Regions from separate parts of the Homo sapiens genome. Here regions 2 and 3 are each linked to region 1. A link is a loop called in an ENCODE intact Hi-C map of the cell type or tissue named here. Cell type or tissue: OCI-LY7. All regions are shown on one strand.

The links. Peaks named below come from ENCODE experiments on the same cell type or tissue, not always from the same donor. Only the 100,000 strongest peaks of a DNase experiment are listed, where the experiment ranks them.
Region 2: it touches region 1 in a loop (3-fold over the local background); 2 of 110 quality-filtered maps call a loop at or near these places.
Region 3: it touches region 1 in a loop (3-fold over the local background); 2 of 110 quality-filtered maps call a loop at or near these places.

What each region holds. Positions count from the first base shown.
Region 1 is chr7:64,904,403-64,912,402 of GRCh38, reverse strand. The region is part of intron 1 of ZNF273 (zinc finger protein 273); the gene reads right to left. Among named protein-coding and RNA genes, the nearest start is that of ZNF273, 5.1 kb to the right of the region's middle. In OCI-LY7, no CTCF peak of the experiment used is centred here; DNase peaks (open chromatin) are centred at 3,782, 4,262 and 6,622; H3K4me3 peaks cover 4,995 bases; H3K27ac peaks cover 4,383 bases.
Region 2 is chr7:64,632,398-64,640,397 of GRCh38, reverse strand. It overlaps LOC124901656 (a long non-coding RNA gene), which reads right to left. Exons shown (of 7, transcript XR_007060350.1): 2 at 6,800-6,916; 3 at 6,347-6,400; 4 at 792-911. LOC105375326 (a long non-coding RNA gene) reads left to right here and starts at 4,320. Exons shown (of 3, transcript XR_927602.2): 1 at 4,320-4,467; 2 at 6,327-6,480; 3 at 7,165-7,275. In OCI-LY7, CTCF peaks have their summits at 1,013 (motif pointing left) and 3,767 (motif pointing left); DNase peaks (open chromatin) are centred at 1,017 and 3,777.
Region 3 is chr7:64,681,629-64,689,628 of GRCh38, reverse strand. All of the region lies in intron 1 of ZNF107 (zinc finger protein 107), which reads right to left. It also overlaps the pseudogene BNIP3P11. Among named protein-coding and RNA genes, the nearest start is that of MIR6839, 6.6 kb to the right of the region's middle. In OCI-LY7, CTCF peaks have their summits at 242, 457 and 4,318; DNase peaks (open chromatin) are centred at 318, 2,168, 2,908 and 4,358; H3K4me3 peaks cover 3,987 bases; H3K27ac peaks cover 7,502 bases.

The DNA.
Region 1 (8,000 bases):
TGGAAGAAAACAACACCCCACAGACACTATTAGACAGATTATTGAGGCAGGAAATTAACAAAGATATTAGGACCTAAACTCAATACTTGATCAAATAATCCTAATAGAAATCTACAGAACTCTCCAACTAAAAACAACATAAATGGCCAGGCATGGTGGCTCACGCCTGTAATCCCCATACTTTGGGAGGCCGAGGCGGGCGAATCACCTCAGATCTGTTCAAGACCAGCCTGGCCAACATGGTGAAACCACGTCGACTCTATTAAAATTAGAAAAATTAGCTGAGTATGGTGGCGGGCACCTGTGATCCCAGCTACTAGGTAGGCTGAGGCACAAAAATCGCTTGAACGCAGAAGGCAGAGTTTACGGTGAGCCATACAATTACGTGGAACTTAACCTGCACTTGAATGATATTTGGGTAAATAATGGAATTGAGACAGGAATCAAGAAGTTTTTTGAAACAAATGAGAGCAAAAATACAACATACCAGTATCCCTGGAACACAGCTGAGGCAGTGTTAAGAGGGAAATTTATGCCATTAAATGCTCACATCAAAAAGTTAGAAAGATCTCGATTTAACAACCTAATATCACAAATAAAAGAATAAGAGAAGAGCAAATCCCTAAACTAGCAGAAGACAAGAAAAAACTAAAATCAGATGTGAACTGAAGGAGATTTAGACATAAAAAAACTATACAAAATATTAAGAAATTCAGAAGTTAAAACTTTGAAAAAATTAATAAAATAAACCAATAGCGAGATTAATGACGATTCAAATAAATACAATTAGAAATGACAAAATGAACATTACCACTGAACATACAAAAATACAAATAACTTGGCCAGGCACAGTGGCTCACACCTGTAATCCCAGCACTTCGGGAGGCTAAGGCGGGTGGATCACCTCAGGTCGGGAGTTCGAAACCAGCCTGACCAACATGGAGAAACCCTGTCTCCACTAAAAATACAAAATTAGCCAGGCATGGTGGCGCATGCCTGTAATCCCAGCTATTTGGGAGGCTGGAGCAGGAGAATCACTTGAACCCAGGAGGCAGAGGCTGCAGTGAGCTGAGATCATGCCATTGCAACCAGAGTGAAACTCCATCTCAAAAAAAAAAAAAAGGCTAGTTCACTATAATCAAGTAGGCTTTGTCTTTAAAATGCAAAGTTGGTTCACCATACACAAATCAATAAATGCTATTTATCACATAAACAAAACTAAAGACAAAACCCACAAGATTATCTCAATAGCTGCAGAGAAAGCTTTTGATAAAATTTAACATACTTCATGTAAAAAACCTTCAACAAACTAGGCATTAAAGGTACACACTTTAGCCCAGTGCAGTGGCTCACTCACGCCTGTAATCCCAGCACTTTGGGAAGCCGAGGTGGGTGGATCACCTGGGGTCAGGAGTTTGAGACCAACCTGGCCAACACGACGAAACCCCATCTCTACTAAAAATAGAAAAATTAGCCAGGCATGGTGGTGCATGCTTGTAATCCCAGCTACTTAGGAGGCTGAGGCTGGAGAATTGTTTGAACCTAGGAGGCGGAGGTTGCAGTGAGTCGAGATTGCACCATTGCACTCCAGCCTGGGCAATAAAAACAAAACTTCGTCTCAAAAAAAAAAAAAAAATAAATTACAGATTTAATGCTATTTTATCAAATTACCAAAAAGATTCTTAACAGAAAAAAAAACTATTTTAAAATTCATATGAAACAAAAACAAACAAAACTTGAATAGCCAAGGCAATCTTAAGCAAAAAGAACAAAGCTGGAGTCATTACATTACCAGACTTCAAACTATACTACCAGGCTACAGTTACCAAAGCAGCATGGTACTGGTACAAAACAAAACAAAACAAAAAACAGGCTCATAGACCAATGCAACAGGACAGAGAGCCCAGAAATAATGCCACACACCTACAACCATCTGATCTTCTACAAAGCTGACAAGAGGAATGTGGGAAGAATTCCCTGTTTAATGGTGCTGGAATAACTAGCTAGTACTATGTATAAGATTGAAACTGGACCCCTTCCTTACACTACATACAAAAGTCAACTCAAGATAAATTAAAGACTTAAATTTGAAACTTAAAATTATACAAAAGCCCTGGAAGATAACCTAGGAAAGACCATTCTAGATATAGGAACTGGCAAATATTTCATGTTGAGGATACCAAAAGCAATTGCAACAAAAGCAGAAATGGACAAATAAGACCTAATTAAACTAAAGAGCTTCTTCACACCAAAGGAAACTATCAACAGAGTAAAAAGACAACCTACAGAACAATAGAAAATATCTGCAAACTATGCTTCTGCCAAATGTCTAATATCCAAAATTAATAAAGAACTTAAGCAAGTTTGCCAGAAAAAAAAAACTAGGAAAAAAGCATGAACAGATGTTCTTCAAGAGAAGACACACATGTGGCTAACAAGCATATTAAAAAATGCTCATTATTAATCATTAGAGAAACGTAAAGAAAAACCACAGTGAGATACAATCTCATACCAGTCAGAATGGCTATTAATAAAAAGACAAAAACAAACAAACAAACAAAAAAAAACGATGCTTGCAAGGCTGCAAAAAAAAAAGAATACTTATACACTGTTAGTGGGAGTATAAATTAGTTCAACCACTGTGAAAGCAGTGTGATGATTTCTCAAAGAACTAAAATCAAAATTACCATTTGATTCAGCAACCTGAATACCCCAAAAATACTCTATATACCCCCCAAAATATAAATTATTCTATTATAAAGACACATGCAAATGCATGTTCATTGCAGCACTATACACAATAGTACTTGTGAGCAAAGACATGGAAGCAACCTAAATGTCTATCAATAGTAGACCGGATAAAGAAAACATTATGGCTGGGCGCGGTGGCTCACACCTATAATCCCAGCACTTTGGGGGGCCAAGGTAGGCAGATCACTTGAGGTCAGGAGTTGGAGACCAGCCTGGACACCATGTTGAAACCCCGTCTCTACTAAAAAATACAAAACAAATTAGCCAGGCATGGTGGTGCATGCCTGTAATCCCAGCTGCTTGGGAGGCTGAGGCAGGAGAGTCGCTCGAGCCTGGGTGGTGGAGGCTGCAGTGAGCCAATATCGTGCCACTGCACTCCAGTCTGGGCGACAGAGGGAGACTGTCTCAGAAAAAAAAAAAAAGAAGAAAACATATTGTTGGGTGCAGTGGCTCACGCCTGTAATCGCAGCACATTGGGAGGCCAAGGCAGTTGGATTGCCTGAGCTCAGCAGTTTGAAACTAGCCTGGGACAACATGGCAAAACCCCGTACGTACAAAAAATACAAAAAGAAAAACTAGCTAGGTGTGGTGGCATATGCCTGTAGTCCCAGCTACTTTGGGGGCTGAGGTAGGAGGATTGCTTAAGCCCAGGATGTTGAGGCTGCAGTCAGCCAAGATCACCCCACTGTACTCCAGCCTGGGCAATAGAATATCCTGTCTCCAAAATAAAACAAAATATTTAATAAAAACAAAATATGATATATAAACATCATGAAATACTGTGTGGCCCTAAAAAAATAATAATAAGGTTATGTCCTCTGCAGCAACATGGTTGGAGCTGGAGACCATCATCTTTAGTGAACTAATGCAGAAATGGAAAACCAAATACATGTTCTCATTTATAAGTAAGTGCTAAATAATAACACATGGCACCCTGGGAGGCAGAGCCCAGCAGATCAGTTGAGGTCAGGAGTTTGAGACCAGCCTGGTTAACATGGTGAAACCCTGTCACTATTTTTAAAAATAAATAAATTAGCCAAGCGTGGTGACAGGTGCTTGTAATTTCAGCTACTCAGGAGGCTGAGGCAGGAGAATCACTTGAACCTGGCAGGCAGAGGTTGCAGTGAGATCATGCCACTGCACTGTAGCCTGAGTAACAGAGCAAGACTCCATCTCAAAACAAACAAACAAAAACACATGGACTCAAAGCGGGGAACAACAAACACAGAGGCCAAGTTGAGGGTGGAGGGTGAGAGGACAAAGAGGATCAGAAAAAGTACCTATTTGGTGCTATGCTTACTACCTCAGTGACAAAATAATCTGCACACCAAAGCCTCACAACACAATTTTATGTATATAACAAATCAGCACGTGTACCACGAACCAAATATAAAAGTTAAAAGGAAAAAAAATCCATGAGTGGAGAATAGTGCAATGTAAGTGGATGGATTTGTTTGTGCTATCAGATAGTGGCCCAGGGGGGCTGTACTCTGATTTGTGTCCATGCAGGCAGATGAGATTATGAACAGGTTGGTAGAGGAAGCAGGTTGCTACTGCAGATTCAGTGTCTGGGGGTGGGGATATCCCCAGAGACATGTAGACACTTTTGTGGATTTTTGGCAAAAAATACCAGGATCAAAAATGTTGTGGTGAAATTCCTGAGGGTGGTTCCTAGTCCTGGGAGGGGTGTGGACACATCAATGTCTAGTGCGTATGTTTGAGAGTGGGTGGGAATCCTGTGGTGGCAGCTGTGGAAAAAAGGGGTCTGTTATCACAGCTCATTTCCTCTAAGTTGTCAGTTCTCGCTCACCCTGGGAGGAGACATGGAATCACAGGACAACGGGCAGTGTGACAGTCTGTGTACAGGAGAGCAGAGCCTCCCATTCCCAGACACCCAGAGTTCCATTCCAGGCCAGGCTTCTGTGATATCTTTCCTCTGGTACCAAATCTCTAGAGTTTGTGGAATACCAAGCAATTCTCTAACACCAACTAATTGTCTAACATTTGAATTCTGACACCACCCAGGGTCAGCACAGACCCTGATTCAGGGCTCAGTCCCACAACACTATCCTCACTGCAGATGCCAGTCACAAATTCCATAGGCCCATCTATACACTGGGGTTACTGTTTAAAAATTTGGGACTCCCATAACCTCCCTCAAGTTCAATAATTTGATAGAGCTACTCACAGAACTCAGCAAACACTGTAGTTATGTTGACCAGTTTATTATAAAAGACACAACGCAGGAAAACTCAAATGGAAGAAATGTATAGGACCAAGAAAAGAGGTGGGGAAAGATGAAGCACATAGATAATCCTGGTAAATAGCTGTGATTAATAAAATTATCCATCCTTTGTGCTCTCCAGGAACAGTTGATGGAAAGAAACACCCTCCCATTATGACTTAGATGGTGCTCTTTTCTTACCTATCACATAACCAAACACAGACTCCACATTTCCTTTTCTCATTAAAAACAAACAACAAACAAACAAAAAACAGCTGAACTGGTCTCAGTGGCTAAGAGGAAATATTTCTTAATCAAACTTTACTTAAGTTTATCTTCTTCCCACAGGCTCAGAATTTTGAGCTACCCTCAGTCTGAACCAACATACACCATTTTATGTCCCAGCTAAGAACATGCTGACTTCAGGGTAAAACATTCTCTGATATAAAATCTAATTTTCCCACCTTCTATTTGCCATCCCCTCCCACCTTCTTTCTAATCTTGTCTGCCTAAACTTTGCAGTCCTTCAAGATCTTATAGTTGGTACTTTGCCTGTTGCAACACTCTTTTGGAATTCAAATTTTTTTTTTTACATAACTTTGTTTTATTTTGTAAGTCTAGAAACTGCCTTAAAACAGTAACAACTTCATCTCCAGTAAGACCTTCCTAATCCCCTTCCATCTTAACTTTAACTGCATCTGCCTGTGGGTCCCCAGCTTTCCTGGGCTCTGTAGCTTCTCTCAGTATAAAGGCTTCTTCATGGCTGGTGTGAGCAGGCTGGGACATCTGCAGGGGAGGCTCCCCAAAAAGAACCTAACTGGGCCTTTAATAACCTCCTTTTGCAGGCTCCATATTAGCCTTAGCTTAGAGTCACTGGGCTGAAGCTTTAATTTCCATGTCAGAGGTATTAACTTGGTTTTTGAAAGTAAGTGTTTAAAAAATCCAGCAAAATTACTCAAACACAGTGATCATATAAGGGGAAGACATTTTAAGGTGTTTACATTTTATACCTCAACAAGAAAAGCAAAAGTATCCATTCCTTTTAGATGATAAACGTATTATTTTATAATTTTTATTAAAAATCATGTAGTAAACAGTCATATGGGAACGCTTCTGGGAGGTACCAAGTTTTACCATATAATTCAGCATTAAACTCAGAAATCAAGATAACAGGACATAGACTAGAGATATTCACTGTTACAAATGTACTCTGCATAAAGAGGAACTGATGTTTTCACAAATCTAAGTAACTCACCAATTATCTACTACATATTCTTGTGGAAAAGTATTTATTTTCTACAGCCAAAATTAAAAAGAGATTCTCCCTATTTTTTTCCTTGGTTAGCATTCTAAAAGCCAAGACTTGGAATTCTGTTTGATCTCACCCATAAAAGACACACCCGAGAAAATTCTTAAACTCATTCTGGCAAAGAAAAAGATAAATGAGAATTTTTAACAAATGGACTATATAATTAGATATTATTTCTCTCCCTGAAACCCACCTTTTTGTAAATTTTTTACCTTTCAAGTTTTACTAATAAAATGCAACTTACAATAAAAAACTGAAGTCAAAAAAAGTGAAGAAATCTTTTCAAGATGATAAACCCCCAGAGAGTGGCAGTGCTGATTAGAAAACTGATGTGTTTGACTCGTGTCAAGTCAGGCCACGATCCCTTGATTCTCCCACCCCATCCTGCTCACTTAAGTGCTCAACGACCACCCTCTTCGGAGACACTATACCTCAGTTACTGCTCCAGATGCATTTTAGTTTGCAAGTTCTTGCACCATCTCACTGGAGTAAGTTTTTTTTAGTTTTTTTGGTACACTATTTTTTCTTTCACAAATGTTAAGAGAATTCAGGGGGAAGAAATTATTTGTTTTCCCCTTAATACCAGCATCTGATTGGCTGACCAGCAATCTGTCTCCAAGAAATGAAAGCTGGATTGGGTGAAGACAATCTTAATGTCTCAACGGGTTAGCTTTTCAAAAAAAAAAAAAAAAAAAAAAGTGTGGCCAGCGTGGGGTGCCTCACGCCTGTAATCTCAGCACTCTGGGACGCCAAGGTGGGCGGATCACTTGAGGCCAGGAGTTCAAGGCCAGTACAGCCAACATGGTGAAACCTCCTCTCTACAAAAAACACAAAAATTAGCCAGGTGTGTCGGCGTGCACTTGTAATCCCAGCTACTTGGTAGGCTGAGACTGGAGAATCGCTTGAACCTGGGAGGCGGAGTTTGCAGTGAGCCACGATCGCCCCATTGCACTCCAGCCTGGGCGACAGAATGAGACTGTCTCAAAAAAAAAAAAAAAAAAAAAAAAAAGTGCACCAGGAGATGCCTCTCAGCCCCACGACATCCACCTGCTCTTTTAAGAAGCTACACTCCATACCTGAGACTGTCCTATGGGAGAAAATGACCCAGGAGCTGATATTCACTAAACATTGTAGCAGACATAGCGATTGTGGGTATCTTGGTTTATCCCCAGACAGTACTAAAACTCAAAACCAGGAAAACACTGAGGAGTGGCTGAGGAAACAGCACTCCATAAAGTTTCCAAAGGGAAACCTTGACCCAAAAACATTTTGGTAAGATCTCTGTGCCTAGGGAAGATTATTTTAAAAAGAGGCACAGAGATTTTTTTACAATACAGTGTCAGGGGATGATTCTTTGCTTTCTTCTCCTGGGAAATATTTTCAAACAGAAAAAAATTTTTCTAAAGTGCTATCCAATGCTGTGTCAAAAAATGATTAATTAAAATACAGTATCTAAAATGTACACTAAAATAATGTGAATTAGGATGAGGAAGTTGGCATTTCGGAATGTCAGAAAAAACTGGAAATTTGGTATTTTACTGCAAGCCAGAGTTAGGCTGAAGGAATTGGGGGTGGGGAGTAGTCTTGAGACTCTGCTTGGGCCACATGTGAAAATTTCAGGGGAAAATCTATCCCCTGTAGAGTGTGTACACAATTAAGTAGCAGGCAATTAGACTGAGGTAGCTCCAGTCCCAGGGTCCCCATTTTTTAAAAAAA
Region 2 (8,000 bases), 270 kb after region 1:
CCAAGCCATATGTCACAATACACAATATATAGAGTACCCAGGCAGAAGATGCAAGTCATGTCACCTAGGTGCTAGGCCCAGTGGTACATCACAGTCCCTTTCAGGGCATAGCTCAAGCAATAGAAAAGAGTCACATAAACTAGGTGCTGAGTTTGGCAATTTGTCACAATACCCTTTGAGGGTAGGCCCCAAGAAAAAAATTCACATCGCCTAAATAAGGGGGGCAAAGAAACCCCATCCATACTAAAAATACAAAATTAGCTGGGTGTGGTGGTGGGTGCCTGTAATCCCAGCTACTTGGGAGGCTGAGGCAGGAGAATCGCTTGAACCCTGGAGGCGGAGGTTGCGGTGAGCCAAGATGACACCATTGCACTACGTGCTGGAAAACAAGAACAAAATTCCATCTCAAAAAAAAGGAGAAAAAAAAAAGGTAGGTGTTGGGCCAAGCCATATGTCACAATCCCTGCCATGGACAGGTCCCAGAAAGAAGAGAAGAGTCTCATTATCTAGGTAATTGGCCCAGAGACATGTCACAATAACTCCTGTGGGCAGTGATCAGGCAGAAGAATCACATCACCTGTATGCTGAGCCCAGGAATAAGTCATTCTCTCTTCTGTGGAAATTGCCCAGACAAGCACAGCAAGTCATATCACCTAGGTCCTATGCCCAGAGATATGTCACAATCTTTCCTATGGGCAAGTCCCAGGCAAGAGAGGAGAGACACATTAAATAGTTGGTTGGCCCAGAGATAGGTCACAATGACCCTGTGGGGAGGTTTCAGGCAGGTTCACCTTGGTTCTGGGCTCAGCTATTTGTCACAATGTCTTCTGAGGGCAGGGCCAAGGCAAAAGAGTAACGTCACCTTGGTGCTGGGCACAGTGATATGTCACCATTTCCCTTGTGGGCAGAACCTAGAAAAAAGAGGAGAGTCACATCAGCTGGATTCTGGGCATAGCAATATGTCACAATACCCGCTGTGAGCAAAGACCAGGTAGAAGAAGACAGTGACATCATGGAGCCTCCTGCAGGCAGGGCCATGACAAGACAGTTACATTACCTGAGTGCAAGGCCTGGTGATATGTAACAATGTCTACTTTGGGCAGTGCCAAAGCAGAAGAGAAGACTCACATCACCTGGGTGCAAGGCCCGGTGATATGTCACAATGCCCACTGTGGGCAGTGCTGAGACAGGAGACTAGATCACATTACCTAGGGGCCAGGTCCAGCAACATGGCACATTTTGAACTGTGGGCCGGGCCCAGGCAAGAGAGTCAAATCACTTAAGAGCTGGGCAGAGACTTATTTAACTATCACACCTGTAGGAAGGTGCAGGGATGGTATTAACAAGCCCACACATGTCCGGGTTCTAGGTATGAAAGTCAGCACCTCTTGTATGTTGGGTTTAAGTACATGAGTCACCATCTCAGCAGTGGACTGGATCAGTGCATGGGAGCCTCAATCTTTCCTGCAGACTATCTCACCTTAGTAGAGTCCCAGCCTCACAGGTTTGCTGAATCTTAGCCTGAGAGTCACCAGAACACTTGTGGACCTGATCCACATATGAGAGTCAATTTTCCAACTTTTGACTGCCTCCAGGTGTGAGTTTCAGAATCTCAACAGTGGGCTGTGTTCACGGGAAATGATAACAATCTTTACTGTCAGCAGGGTGTGATATGGGTGTACGGTCAATCCTCTTGGGAGAGATTGACCCAACATACAAGATATGTTGACACTCCCACCTAGAACTAGAACATGTGTGGGATTGTGATCTTATTCCTGGACCTTCCTGCAAGTGTGATTGTGACATACACCTTTACCCAGCACCTAAGTGGTTCGACTTTGCTGCCTGGAGTGAACTCACAGATAAAATTGTGACATATTGCTCGACCCTGCACCTTGGTGGTGTGACTCTACTCTCAAGCCTTGTCATTGCCCACATGAAGAATTATGACATACTGCTGGGTCTTGCACCCAAGTTATGTGAGTCTTTTCTTCTGCCTTGGTGTTGTATACAGGGAGCATTATGATATATTGCTGCATCCTGTGTCAAGGATTTGTGGCTCTTCTGCCTGTGCCTTGCCCACATGGGCCAATGGGACATACTGCTGAGTCTAACACTTAGGTAATGTAACTCTCCTGCCTGGGCACTGCTTACGGGAAACATTGTGACATATTTGTGTACCTATCAACCAGGTTACATAAATCTCTTCTCCTTCCTGATTCCTGACACTTAGGTAATGAAACTTCCCTGCCTGGGAACTTCTTACAGAGGACATTGTGATATATGTGTGTACCCATCAACCAGGTTACATAAATCTCTTCCCCTTCCTGATTCATGCTAACAGAGGGGATTGTGGCTCTTCTATTGTTTTTAGGTTCTGTCTTCAGGGAAAATTGTGACATACCACTGGACCCAACACTAACAGGATGTTACCGTTTCGCTTTGGCCCTGACCTGGAAAGGCATTCAGCCCTATTGCTGGGCCTAGCACAAAAATCATGTGGCTCTTTTGCCTGGAGACACATTGTGACATATCTCAAACTTATCAACTATTTGATGTGACTCTCTATTCTTACTTGCACTTTGCTTTTGAAAGATTCTGACATATCTCTGTCTCTGGGTCCTCTCCTTCTGGACAAACCCCCTCAGAAAAAAAAAAAAGTGACTTATTGCTGACCTCAGCACACAAGTGATGTAATTCTTCTGCCTGGTCCCTGCCCACAGAGAGCACTGCAACGTATTTTTTAGTCTATAAACTTTTGATGTAACTTTCCTCTTTTACCTTAATCCTCCACATGGTCCCTGCCCACCCAGGGCATTTTGACATATCTCTAGGCCCCTCAACTATTGGATATGATGCTCTTTTCACATCTGAGCTTTGCCAAAAAGTGAGATTCTGATATATACCTGTGGGCTCAGCACCTAAATAATATGACTCCTCCTTTGCCTGGGTCCTGTATTCATTGTGTGTTATGACATATGGCTGAGTCCAATACCTACATGATGTGACTCTCCTGCCTGGGTTTTGCCCACAGGGTACTTTAAAATATCTTTTTCTTTATTACCTATGTGATGTGACTCTCTTATTCCACCAGAGCCCTGCCAAATAGAAGGATTGTGACATATCACTGAACACAGCACCTAGGTGATGTGACTCTCTCCTTTTGCCTGGGCCTCACATATTTTGGGTATCGTAACAAATTGCTGGGCCCCACCACTGGGAGATGGGAGGCTTGTGCATGGATCCTGCCTATGTGGGGACCTTTTGATACTTATCTGCATCTATCACTTAGAAGATATGACTTTCCTACCTGCACCCTGCCCACAAGGAAGATTGGGAACTATCACTAGGCCATGCGTCCAGGTTATGTAACTCGGCTGCCCGTGTTCTGCTTTCAGGAGGGAATTGTCACAATCTCTTCTACAGGCAATGCCCAGGTAAGAGTAGAGAGTTACATCAAGTAGTTGACAGGCCCAGAGATATGTCACAATGTCCCCTGTGGACAGAGTTCAGGAAAGAGACTCACATCACGTTGGTGCTGGGTCCAGCAATATGTCACAATGCCTTCTGAGGGCAAGGCCAAGCCAAAGAGAAAAGAGCAATGTCACTTTGGTGCTTGGCCCAGTGGTATTTTACAATCCCCCACATGAGCAGTGATCAGGCAAAACGAGAGTGTCATATCACCTGCGAGATGTGCATAGAGATATGTCACAGTGCCCCCTGTAGTCAGGGTCTAAGCAGGAGAGTTACATTACCTGGGTTTTGGACTAAATAACATGTTATAATGCCTTATGTGGGCAGGGAACAGGCAGAAGAATCACATACCTTGGGTGTGGAGCCCAGTGATATGTCACAGTGCCCCCTATGGGCAGTGCCTAGGTAGGAGAGGAAATTCACATCACCTGGTTACTGGCCTAAAAAATCTGTCACGATTTTTTTTTCGTGGCCAGGGTTCAGGCAGAATGAAGAGTTACATCTCCTAGGTGATAAATGCAGAAATATGTCAAAAGGCCCCCTGTGGACAGGGCCCAAGCAGAAGCCTCCCAGCCCCTGGGTGTTGGGCTAAGAGATATATCACAGTACCCAAAATATGCTCAGGCCAGTAAAACAAGAACAGTCATATTACCGAGGTGCTGGGTCCAGTTATATGTCACAATCCCCACTTCTGGCAAAGCTCTGGCAGAAAAGGAGAGTCACATAACTTAGGCAATGAATAAAAAGATACCCCTAAGGGCAGAGCCCATCAAGGAGAGTTGCATAACCTAGGTGTTGGACCTGACCCTATGTCTCAATACACAATGTATGAAGAACTCAGGTGGGAGGGGAGGGTCACACTGCCTAGGTGTTAAGCCCAGCAATACAACTAAATCCTTTTTTTAGGCAGATCCCTAGCAACAGAAAAGAGTCAGATCACCTAGATGCTAGGTCCAGCAATATGTCACGATATTCCTTGAGGAAAGAGCCGAGGTAAGACAGTAACATCATCTAGGTGAAAGGCCTAGCAATATTTCACAATCTTCTCTGGAGACAGAACCCAGAAATAAAAGGAGTCACATCAGCTAGGTGCTCGGCACAGTGAAATGTCATGTTGGGTATAACTACATGAGTCACAGTCTCAATGGTGGACTGGACCAAAGAATGAGAGCCTCAATCCATCCTGTGGACTGTGTCTTCTTAGTAGAGTGATGGCCTCACAGGTTTGCTAAATGTTGATTTAAGAGTCACAAACGCAAATGTGAACCAAATCTACATATGAGAGTCGATTTCCCCACTTCCCTGCCTTTGGGTGTGAGATTCAGAACCTCAACAGTGGGCTGTTTACGTGGAAGGAAAGAAGTTTATACTGTTGGCTGGGCATGCATATGAAGGTCACAATCTCAGCTGTGTGCAGTGCCCAGGCATAAAAGAAGAGTCCAATCGCCTAGGTGTAGAATTAAGAGATTTTAATCTCTTTTTTTTTTTTTTTTCAGACAGAGTCTCGCTCTGTCACCCAGGCTGGAGTGCAGTGGCTTGATCTCAGCTCACTGCAAGCTCCGCCTCCCAGGTTCATACCATTCTCCTGCCTCAGCCTCCCGAGTAGCTGGGACTACAGGCGCCAGCCACCACACCCGGCTAATTTTTTGTATTTTTTAGTAGAGACAGAGTTTCACCGTGTTAGCCAGGATGGTCTCGATCTCCTGACCTCATGATCCGCCTGCCTCGGCCTCCCAAAGTTCTGGGATTACAGGCATGAGCCACCATGCCCGGCCTTAATCTCTTTTTTAATCTCTTCTGATACTTCTGTGGGCAAAGTCCATTGAGGAGAGCCACATCATCTATGTTTTGGACCCAGCCATACATCACAATGCACAATGTATTCAGGGCCCAGGCAGAAGAGGGGAGTCAAATAACCTGGGTACTGGGCCCAGTGATACATCAAAATACCTCCTTGGACAGGGCCTAAGCAAAGGAGGAGAGTCACATCACATCAGTGTGTGTGCAAAAATATGTCACAATACCCCTCTGAGTGAATGGCTTAGTCATGAAAGTCATGCCACCTAGGTGAGGGGCTCGATAATATGTTGCAATTTTCTCCATGTGTAAGGCTCAGTAAGAAAAGAAGAGTCACATAACCTAGGGTCTGGGCCCAGCTTCATGTCACAATCATTCTAGTTGGAAGAGCCAGAGAATGAGAGGAGTGTTACATCACACAGGCACTGGGCTCAGCAATAGGTCACAATTCCTGCTGTGGACAGGTCTCATGAAGAAAAGGAGAGTTACATCATCTAGCTGATAGGCCCAGAGACATGTCTTAATGACTCCTGTCAGCAAGAACCAGGCAGAAGAATCACATCACCTGTGTGCTGGTCATAAGTTACTCTCACTTCTGTGGGCATGGCTAGGCAAGAGAGGAGAGAGTCATATCACCTAGGGAGGGGCCCATATACGTGTTCTAATTTTTTCTTTGTGTAGGGCTCAGAAAAAAAGGAGAGTCACAAAACCAAGGGTTTGGGCCCAGTTATATGTCACAATCACCACAGTGGGCATGACCCCAGTATGAGAAGAAAGTCACATCATGTAGGTGCTGGGTCTACCGATATGTCACAATCTTCACTGTGGATAGGTCCCAGGAAGAAAACGAGTGCCATGTAATCTAGGCGATGGGCCCAGAGATACATCACAATATCTCCAATGGGATAAGCCCAAGCAAGAGAAGAGCACTCCACCAAATAGTTGATGAGTGCAGAGATATGGCACAATGCTTCCTGCAGCCAGGATCCAGGTAGGAGACTCACAGCACCTTGGTTCTGGGTCCACCAATATGTCCCAATGCTTTCTTTTGGTAGGGCCAAGGCAGAAAACTTACATCACCTTTGTGTTCGGCCCAGCAATACATCAAAATCGCTCCTGTGGACACAACCTTGAAAAAAGAGAAGAGTCACATCAGCTAGGTGCTAGGCCTAGTGATATGTCACAATCCCCACTGTGAACAGGGATAAGGTAGGAGAAGAGAGTCATAACACCTGGGTGATTGGCATAGAGATATGTCATAATGTCCCCTGTAGGTGGGACTCAGGCAGGAGAGTTAAATTGCCTTTATGTTGAACCCAGCAATAGGCCCCAGTGACCCGTGTGTTGGATGTTAGACCCAGCAATATGTCCCAGTGATCCATGTGGGCAAGGCACAGGCTGGAGAGTCACACAACCTGGGTGTGGGGACCAGCAATATGTCACAATGCTGCCAGTGGGCCATGCTAAGAAAGGAGGGGAGACTCACATCACCTGGGTGCAAGGTCAAGCTATGTGTCGCAATACTCACTGTGGGCAGTACCAAGGCAGGAAAATAAAGTCACATCTCCTAGGTGCCGGGTTCAGCAACATGTCATAATGCTATCTGTGGACTGGGCCAAGGCAGGAGAGTCAAATCACTCAGGTGCTGGGGAGAGGCATATTTCACAATCACACTTTCAGCAAGATCAAGGGATTAGATTAACAATTCAATCTAGGTGATGAAAGAAAATTTATGCGATAATACTTCTGTGGGAAGAGGCCATTCAAGAGTCAGATCACTTCGGTGTTGACCCATCCAAATGTCACCATACACAATGTATCCAGGGTCCAGAAAAGAGAGGAGAGTCACGTTACAAATTGCTGGGTCTAATGACAATTCTTTTTTTTTGGCAGAACCAAGGCAGAGATTAATAGTCACATCGCATAGTTGATGGATGAAGAAACGTGTCACAAGACCCCCTGTGGTCAGGACTCAGGCAGGAGCCTCCCATCCTTTAGGTGTTTTGCCCAGTAATATGTCACAATACATAAAATATACTAAACTGAGGCAAAAGACCAGGGTCACATCACCTAGGTGCTGGGTCCAATGATATGTCACAATCTCCAATTTTGGGAGAGCAAGGGCAGAGTTTTCATATCACCTAGGTGATGAATGAAAAGACACATAATACCCCTGCGAGCAGGGTGTTGGACCTAGTGGTATGTCACGATAACCAACAAATGCGGGTCCCAGGAAGGAGAGAACAGGTACATACCTGAGTGCTTCACTAGCAATAAATCACACTCTGCCTGGAAAGAGCTCTAGCATTATAGGAGGGTTACATCGCTGAGGTGCTGGGTCAAGCCATATGGCACAATACCACCAGAGGTGATGGCCCAGGCAGGAGTCACAATACCTAAGTGAGGGGTCCAGAAATATGTCCCAATTTTCTTCATGGGTAAGGTTTAGGGTAGAAGAGAGTAGCATAAACTATGGAATCAGGTCTTGGGCAAAGCAATATGTCACAACAACCACTGTGGACAGGTCCCAGGAAAAAGAGGAGTGTCACATTATCAAGGTGATAGCCCCAAGGTATACAAGGTATGTCATGATGACCTCTGTGAGCAGGGACCAGACAGAAGTATCATATCATCTGTGTGTTGGGCCTAGAGATAAAGTCACTCTCACTTCAGTGGGCATGGCCCAGGCAGGAGAGAAGAGTCACATCACCTAGGTGCTGGACCTAGAG
Region 3 (8,000 bases), 220 kb after region 1:
TCCAGATTACGGGTCCTAATTAGCTAGCTCTTGGGCAAAAGGAAAGAAAAAATACTCTAGTCCAGTATTACATTTTACGGGTAGGTATAATTGTGATCATGACTCTCGATACTTTGTGGCCTTCATCTCTCACCCCTAAGATGCTTGTTTACGCTTACAGAATCTGTCATCAGATTCTATTTACACCTGGATCCTCTCACATAACTGTAGCAGGTCACTGAACAAGATCTGAAAAGTTCTAAGAGCAACACTCTCAAAGGGAAGCTTTAAGATGTCTATGTTGACATCTCACAATGCAGAAAATGTCTCCTGTTGGTTTTCTGTACTTTCTCAAACCAGAGTCTGGCCCTGTCTTGTAAATTCCAGGGAGAGGCCAGACCTTATGTACAGATTCTAGGTGGGAGCAGCCTGCCTCTGCATTTTTGGGTGTTACAGCAAGTGGAGCACAACCAAAGGAGAGATCGCCTCATAGAGGCTGCTCTAGCACATTCTAAATAATATGTCTACTTGAAAGGAAAAAGCTGAAGCTACATGAATATAAGTAGAGAGTTTATTTGAGCCAAGATTGGGAATTGTAACCTGGGATCAAAGATTCATGTTGCCAGGAATCTACACTTTGATTAGCGCAGCTGCAAGTGGATTTGTAAAGGCAAAAAGAGAGGGAAAGAGGGTGGGCTGATACAAAGTTGTTTGTCAGAAACTCTCATTTGTTTACAAAAAAATAAGATTGATTATTGATTGGATAAACATTGTTAAGCTATAGGGTGTGGGTTACAGGATCCAGTGTGTCATTATTAGTTTAATTTATACCTACTTGTGGCAATAGCAAGCAGTTTCAAGAGATAAATTCTTAGCTCAAAGAACAGAGAAATACATAATTGTGGTATTATTTTAATGTCTCTGAACCTTATAACTAAAAGAATTTGCATTTCTCAGATAAAAGGTTTTATTTTTTCCCAAATCTTAAGACCCTGATTCAGAATTTGGAGCTGCAAATTTAGTTCCTGGATGGGTGCAGTAGCAGTAGGTGTCATCCACACATTTGTGGGTATTTTAAGAAGAGGAAGAAGGGGTTGGGTGTGGTGGCTCATACCTGTAACACCAGCACTTTGGGAGGCCGAGGCAGGCAGATCACCTGAGGTCATGAGTTTGAGACCAGCCTGGCCAACATGGTGAAACCCCCCCTTCCACTAAACATACAAAAATTAGCTGTACGTCTTGGTGCGTGCTTGTAATCCCAGCTACTCAGGAGGCTGAGGCAGAAGAATCATTTGAACCCAGAAGGTGGAGGTTGCAGTGAGCCGAGATCATGCCACTGCACTCCAGCCTGGGCAACAGAGTGAGAACCCATGTCAAAAAAAAAAAAAAAAAGAGGAGGAAGGGAAAAAATATGGAGATTCTCATGTCTACTTAAGGCACACGTTACTCTGGGTTTCTGGGTCCCATGATCTCTGAAGCAGTTTCTGGTCTAAAGATACAAGAGTCATTGAAAGAGGTAAAATGGTTAACTGCTGCCCTGTGAAGTATGTAGAAATCTGGCCTAGCTCTCTAGAGGTGACTGTAGAGGACTATAACACCAAATAGACAGAGACACAATTCTGCCTGCATATTTAGGGGACAGCATGCATTTTGCAGCACAATTGTGAGTTGACTGGAAGCCTGAAAGGAAAAGCCTCCTCTGGATTAAAGCTTGGTTGGCACCTTATATGTTTATATCATGTGTGGTAATTCTAGACAGTGTTTGGAAAATATAAATAAAAGAAAAATTTTCTCCAGCTCCAGAGTAACTCCACAATGATAGAACAGAAAGAAAGCTGTTTTATTACACAATTCAACCAGAATGTGACATGCATCACAGTCAATCTGCTTAAGAGATTGCAAAGACAGAAAGACGGTCACAATAATTAGTCCACAAGTAGAAAAATTTACAGCACATGTCATACATAGTTCATCATAAATTCACCTGGTAATTTGGGAGGTCATCCATATATGCTAATTGGTTATAATCAATGACAAAATACACTTTTCACATCTTCATGACAAAAGGTAATTTTGCAACTTAAAGCCAGGTGCCTCCTGCTTGCCGTCTCCTGGTAGCTTGTGTCCTCTCTTGACTCCTACCATCTGCCACTGAGGCAGAGCCCCCAGCACACAGCTCACACCTGGCACCCTATATATAACCCCAACTGCCACAGCAGCACTTCAATGCCACATCAGAGAATGAAGCCTGAGTTGCAGGAGGAGAGCCTGCAGGCCTCCTGGGTAGAATTGCACCTTCACAATAATGGGAATGGGTGCAGTGTTTAAGCCTCAGTTTTTTATTTGTAATGGTGACATGGAAATCACTCTGCTGGATTTCCAGCATGAGTCCATATAGAGATAGCTCCAAGAGTTCTCACTATGACAGCCCACCTCATTAACAGACACCATGGGATAGTAATAGGGCTTCCAAAACAGACACCCAATGCATTCAAGAGAAAAACAGCTCACTCTGAAAATGATTATATTGAGAGGGAAAAAAAAAGAAAAGCATCTTAAGAAAAAAACTCAGATTAGATATGATTGAACAAGTCAGCCAGAAAAACTTCCCCTAAAACACATTTCTCTGTAAAAACCCAAAGTGCACAGCTACCCTCAGTATGAAAAACATGAGCATTATGAATAACGGGGGGCATATTCTCAGCAGAATTTTGTAAGTGTGTGTTACAGCGTGGTCTGGATTGAAGACCCAAGCAGACTTTGTGTGAGCAACAAGGCCGTTTATTCACTTGGGTGTTAGTGGGCTGAATCGGAAAAGGGAGTCAGCCCGGAGGTGTGAGGGAGAGCAGTCTTTACAGGGCAAAGTGGCGGGTGGAAAATTACAACATGGTTTTGGGACTTGTTGACTCAAGAAGTTGATCAACCAGTTGGAACAGAAACCCGTTGTTCTTCTTTTGTGGTTTTTGGTTGTTGCAGGTTTTCTGGTTCCAGGAAGTCTGGAGGCATATGTGCTGGTCACAGAGTTCTTAATGGCCCACCGTCAATAATGGCCTGCTGGCAATAATGCAGCCATATTTGTGGGATATGACATTCCTGTCTTTTTGTTTTAATAAGAAAAGAAGTGGACGGGGTGATGTTTCTCAGGGATTCTTCGAGCGGGACTTGGGGCGGCATGGACTCCTAATTGGGAGAGAGATCTTGGGGTGGGGGTGACATTGAGGGGCAGTTAGGAGTAGCATTTGTCGCATAGATTGATTGGTAATAGCTTGAATGAGATTTTGTAGGAACTGAGAGGCTAGACGGAAGAGGCAGGGTCCAAATAGGAGAAGGAGAATGATGGAAATGAGGGGCCCAGCTATAGGGAGAAGCCACAACGCCCAGCTCCAAAGATTGGTGTTAAAAGTCTGAAAGACATTGTCTGATTTTAGAAGCCTTTTCATTTAACTGCGAGGCAGCATCTCGTACTAGTCCAGACTGGTTGGTGGAAAAACAATCTTCCCCTAAAAAGGTGCATAGCCCACCTTTTTCGACGGTTAGGAGGTCTAAGCCACGGTGGTTCTGCAGAGTTACTGCTGCTAAGGAGTCTATTTGGGATTGGAGAGTAAGGGTGGATTTTGCTATGTCTTGTAGGCTGTCTGAGAGATCCTTTGAGAGTGTATGATAGTAGGACAGGGAAGGGGACAAACCTGCTATTCCAGTTCCTGTGGCATTGGTAACTCCTAGTCCTATAAGCAAGGGTATTATCTGCACAGCCCTATGCTGATGGACTTGGGCTCTGACAGGGACTGGTAAGGTTTGGTTTCCAGGGGCAATGTCAATTTTGGGGCTTAGGAAGATTAGGGTACAGGTGCTTGTCCAGTTAGTGGTGAGGCAGACATAGGTTGAAGTTCCACACAAGAAGAATATGCCTTGGCTGGGTAGGCAGAACTGGCTGTGTATGTTAAAAAGGTGTGTGAATTTGTTTTCATTTTCCCACACCCCTAGGGTACTTGCCAAGGCGGCCCCAGTGAGCGGCTGAAAAGGGATGTTTGGGATAAGCTGAGTGGCTCCCTGTGTTTTATTTTCCCATTGGAGGAAAAATCATTTTGTATCTACTAGGAGCCACTCAGAAGGGTAATCGAAAGAGGGGATAAGGAGGCATTCGTCAGTGGTGGGAGTGCTGCTGCAGGAGGTCCAGGGGTGAATGGTCATGCAGTGCGTATGCCTGCCATTACAAAACCCGGATTGTTTGTTAAGCAGAGAGGTGCTGATGACTTCTGGGGGCTTTGAGAAGCGGACAGGCTGTTTGAATGTAGCTGTTTGGGAGACCTGGAAGTTAATACAGTCAGTTGGGGCTTGAAGCTGCAAGGCGTAGTTGCACTGATGGAACAGTAGGTGACCTAGAGGTAGGCCTGATGACAGGTTGTGTTGGATGCATAAAGGGGCTTGGAAAGTTAAGACAGCGTTTGTAGTCACAGGGCCGTGTATGGGCTTTTCATTACTTGTGTAATGGGTGAGGCTGGACATGTAGGAGCGTAAAAGTTGAACTGCACGACCTGTCAGGGTATTTTCGGTCATTTCATTGATGGAGAAGTTGGCCAATGACTGCATATGTAGGAGTTAGAAGGGGCTTTTTCCTTCATTACGAGGGTGGTAGGTTAAGCTAGTAACTACCCAGTTTTTTGTGGGAATGAGAGTGGCAACGTAAGTGGTAGCTGATAGAGAAATGCAAAGCCAGCGTCCTTTGCCAAAGAAGGGTTGGACTGGTTTAACAGAGAGTGGGTTGAGAGTTTTGTAGAGGTAATTAGGCATTACTGGAAGTGGGAGTGCGGCCATGCCAGGTAGCCAAAGGAGCAGGAGGGATAGATAAAGAGTGAGTAGGAAGGTAAACAGAGGCGTCTCATCTGGGAAGAAGTTATACAGAGTGCCCTAAAAGATGAGATCATCTATCCAGTTTAAGAGAGAATCTAAGGTGGGAGTTTGGGGATGAAACCAGGAGATGTCTTGGCAAATAGAGTGGAGGAAGAGGGTGAAGAAGCAGGGCGGACAGGAGCAGGACATTTAAGTTTCTTCAGGGATTTCGGTGAGTTTTAACGAGGTCGGGGAGAGTACTTGCGACTTCCAAGAGGAGGAAGAAGGGTCAGGCTGAGTGTCAGATGGACACAGCTTTACTCTGGAAGGGTGAATCCACTGAGGAGGATCTTGTAAGCAGACAGCCATTGGGGTACCATAAACGACCAGGAAGGGTCCTGTCCACTGAGGTTGTAGAGATCAGGGGGTTAAGCTCTTTATCAGGATGGGCTGTCTGGCCAGAGTGTCCTCATATGGCTGGGTATCTGAGGTGGGTAAAAGAAGGTTAGCAGCCTGACAGATTTCATTCCTAGCCTGTTGGAGGACTGGTGTCTGGGATGAGGTTGGGCCCCAGTAGAAAAGTACTACCATATAAGAGTTCGAATGGGCTATACCTGGTAGGTTCATGGGCGGTGGCTCAGATCCTGAGAAGCACAAGTGGTAGGAGAACAGTCCAGTCCTTTCGGAGTTGGAGGGTGAGTTTTTAAGAGGCCGTTGGCTCTTTCAACCTTTCCTGAGGAATGAGGATGGTATGGGGTGTGGAGATTCCACTGGATGCCAAGGGCCTGGGAAACTGCCTGGGTGATTTGGCTAATGAAGGCTGGACCACTGTCAGATTGGATGGAAGTAGGGAGGCCGAAACAGGTAACAATATCTGTTAGAAGAGAGGTAAAAACTGCTGCAGCCTTTTCAGATCCAGTAGGGAAGGCCTCGACCCATCTGGTGAAGGTATCAACCCAAACTAGGAGGTACTTATATTTTTTGACACGAGGCATATGAGTGAAGTCAATTTGCCAATCTTGTGTAGTAGTAAACCCTCAGGCCTGATGTGCTGGGGAAGGAGGGGGCCTAAGAAAACCTTGGAGTGGCAGACAGAACATTAAGAAGTGATTGTTTAAGGACGGACTTCCATGATGAGAAAGAAATAAGGGGCTCTAGGAGGCGAGCCAAAGGCTTGTATCCTACATGGAAGCGGTCATGGAGGGATAAGAGAATAGATTGCGCTTGTGAGGCAGGAAGAAGGAACTTTCTATGATCTAAGAACCACTTGCCTTGTGAGTTGGAAAGGACTAGCAGAGCAGGTTTTCAGAAGAAGAGTAGTAGGTAGGGATAATAGATGAGAAAGAAATATACTGGTCTTTTGGAGCAGAGACTGGAACGTCTGCAGACACTGAGGTGTTTGCCACCTCTTTTGCTGTTTTACTGGCATGGGCATTTCCTTTAGTGATAGGGTCTGTTGGTTTTTGGCATCCTCTGCAGTGGACAACTCCAGCCTTGGCTGGCAGAAGAGCAGCCTTAAGGAGGGCCTTTATGAGAAAGGCATTGATAATGGAAGACCCTTGTGTGGTTAGAAAACCTCTTTCCACCCAGATGGCAGCACTGTGATGAAGGATGTGGAAAGCATACCTGGAATCAGTATAAATATTGACGTGCATTCCCTTAGAGAGAGACAGCGTGAGTTAAAGCAATTAGTTCAGCTTGCTGAGAGGTGGTGGAGGGTGGAAGTGCAGCAGCCTCGATAACAGATGTGTGGGACACAACAAATAGCATAACCTGCCTTGGCTGGCGAAAATTGGTTGGGTCTTGAAGAACTACCATCAATAAACCAAGTGTGATCTGGGTTTGGGACTGGAAAAACAGAAATGTGAGGAGAGGGGGAGGATGCCATGTGTATTAAGGAGATGCAGTCATGTGGCTCAGGACATGTGTTGGGTGCTAAGTGAAAGGCTGGGTTGAAACTGGGTCCAAGAGCAATGGTTAGCATGGGGTTTAAAATAAAGAGTGAATAAAGCTGGAGGAGATGGGAGGAGAGTAGTTGTGTGAGGTGAGAGGAAGAAATGAGACTCTGGAGGTTGTGAGCGCTATAGAGGGTAACTGGGGTGTAACCAGTGATTTTGAGGGATTCTAGGAGTATTAGGGCAGTGGCCGCTGCAGCATGTAAACAGGGCAGCCAGCCTAGGACTGTGAGGTCAAGTTTAGATAAGTAGGCCACTGGTCGTGGGCCTGGCCCTTGTGTTAGGACCCCAACTGCACATCCCTTTACCTCTGCCATGTAGAGAGAAGGGCTGGGTGGAGTCGAGGAACGCCAGTGAGGAGGCTGTCTCAAGAGCTTTTTTCAGGGAGTGAAAGGATGAATGAGGGAAGGTTTGGGGTCTATGGGGTCAGCTAGGTTGCCTTTTGTAAGCTTATAAAGGGGTTTTGTTAAGAGGGCAAAACCAGGTACCTAGAGGTGGAAGTACCCAATGATGCCTAGGAAGGAGAGAAGCTGCTGTTTTTGAAGGGACTGGGGTCTAGGAGATTAGGTGAATACGGTCAGCGGGGGGAGTGCGGGTGTGCTGATGGAGAATTATGCTGAGACAAATAACAGAAGGGGAAGAAATTTGAGCTTTAGAAGGGGACATTCGGTACCCTTTAGAGTCTAAATGCTGAAGGAGTAGGAGGATATTCTGTTGGGAGGATTCCTAGGAGAGACTGCAGAGATCATCGACATACTGGATGAGGTAGGAAAAGGAAGGCTGAAAAGAGAGTAGGTCGCAGGCAAGGGCTTGGCTAAAATAATGAGGGCTATTCCGGAAGCCCTGGGAAGAATGGTCCAGGTTAGTTGTTGGGACTGATGGGTGTCAGCGTCAGTCCAGGTGAAGGCAAAAAGAGGTTGAGAGGAGGGATGTAGGGGAATGGTGTAGAAGGCATCTTTTAGGCTGAGAACGGAATAATAGGTAGTGGTGGGAGGTATTCTGGACAAGAGAGTATATGGGTTTGGCACTATAGAATGGATGAAAAGTACAATCTGATTGATGAGACGAAGGTCTTGAACTAATATGTAGGACTTGTCTGGTTTTTGAAAGGGAAGGATGGGAGAGTTAATGGGTACTAAGAGGCCATGTTGTAAAAAGTGGGTAAAAAGGCTTTAGGCCTTTTAGGGGTGGCATAGGGATAGGATACTGGCATTGGGCAGGGTAAGGATGGTTTGG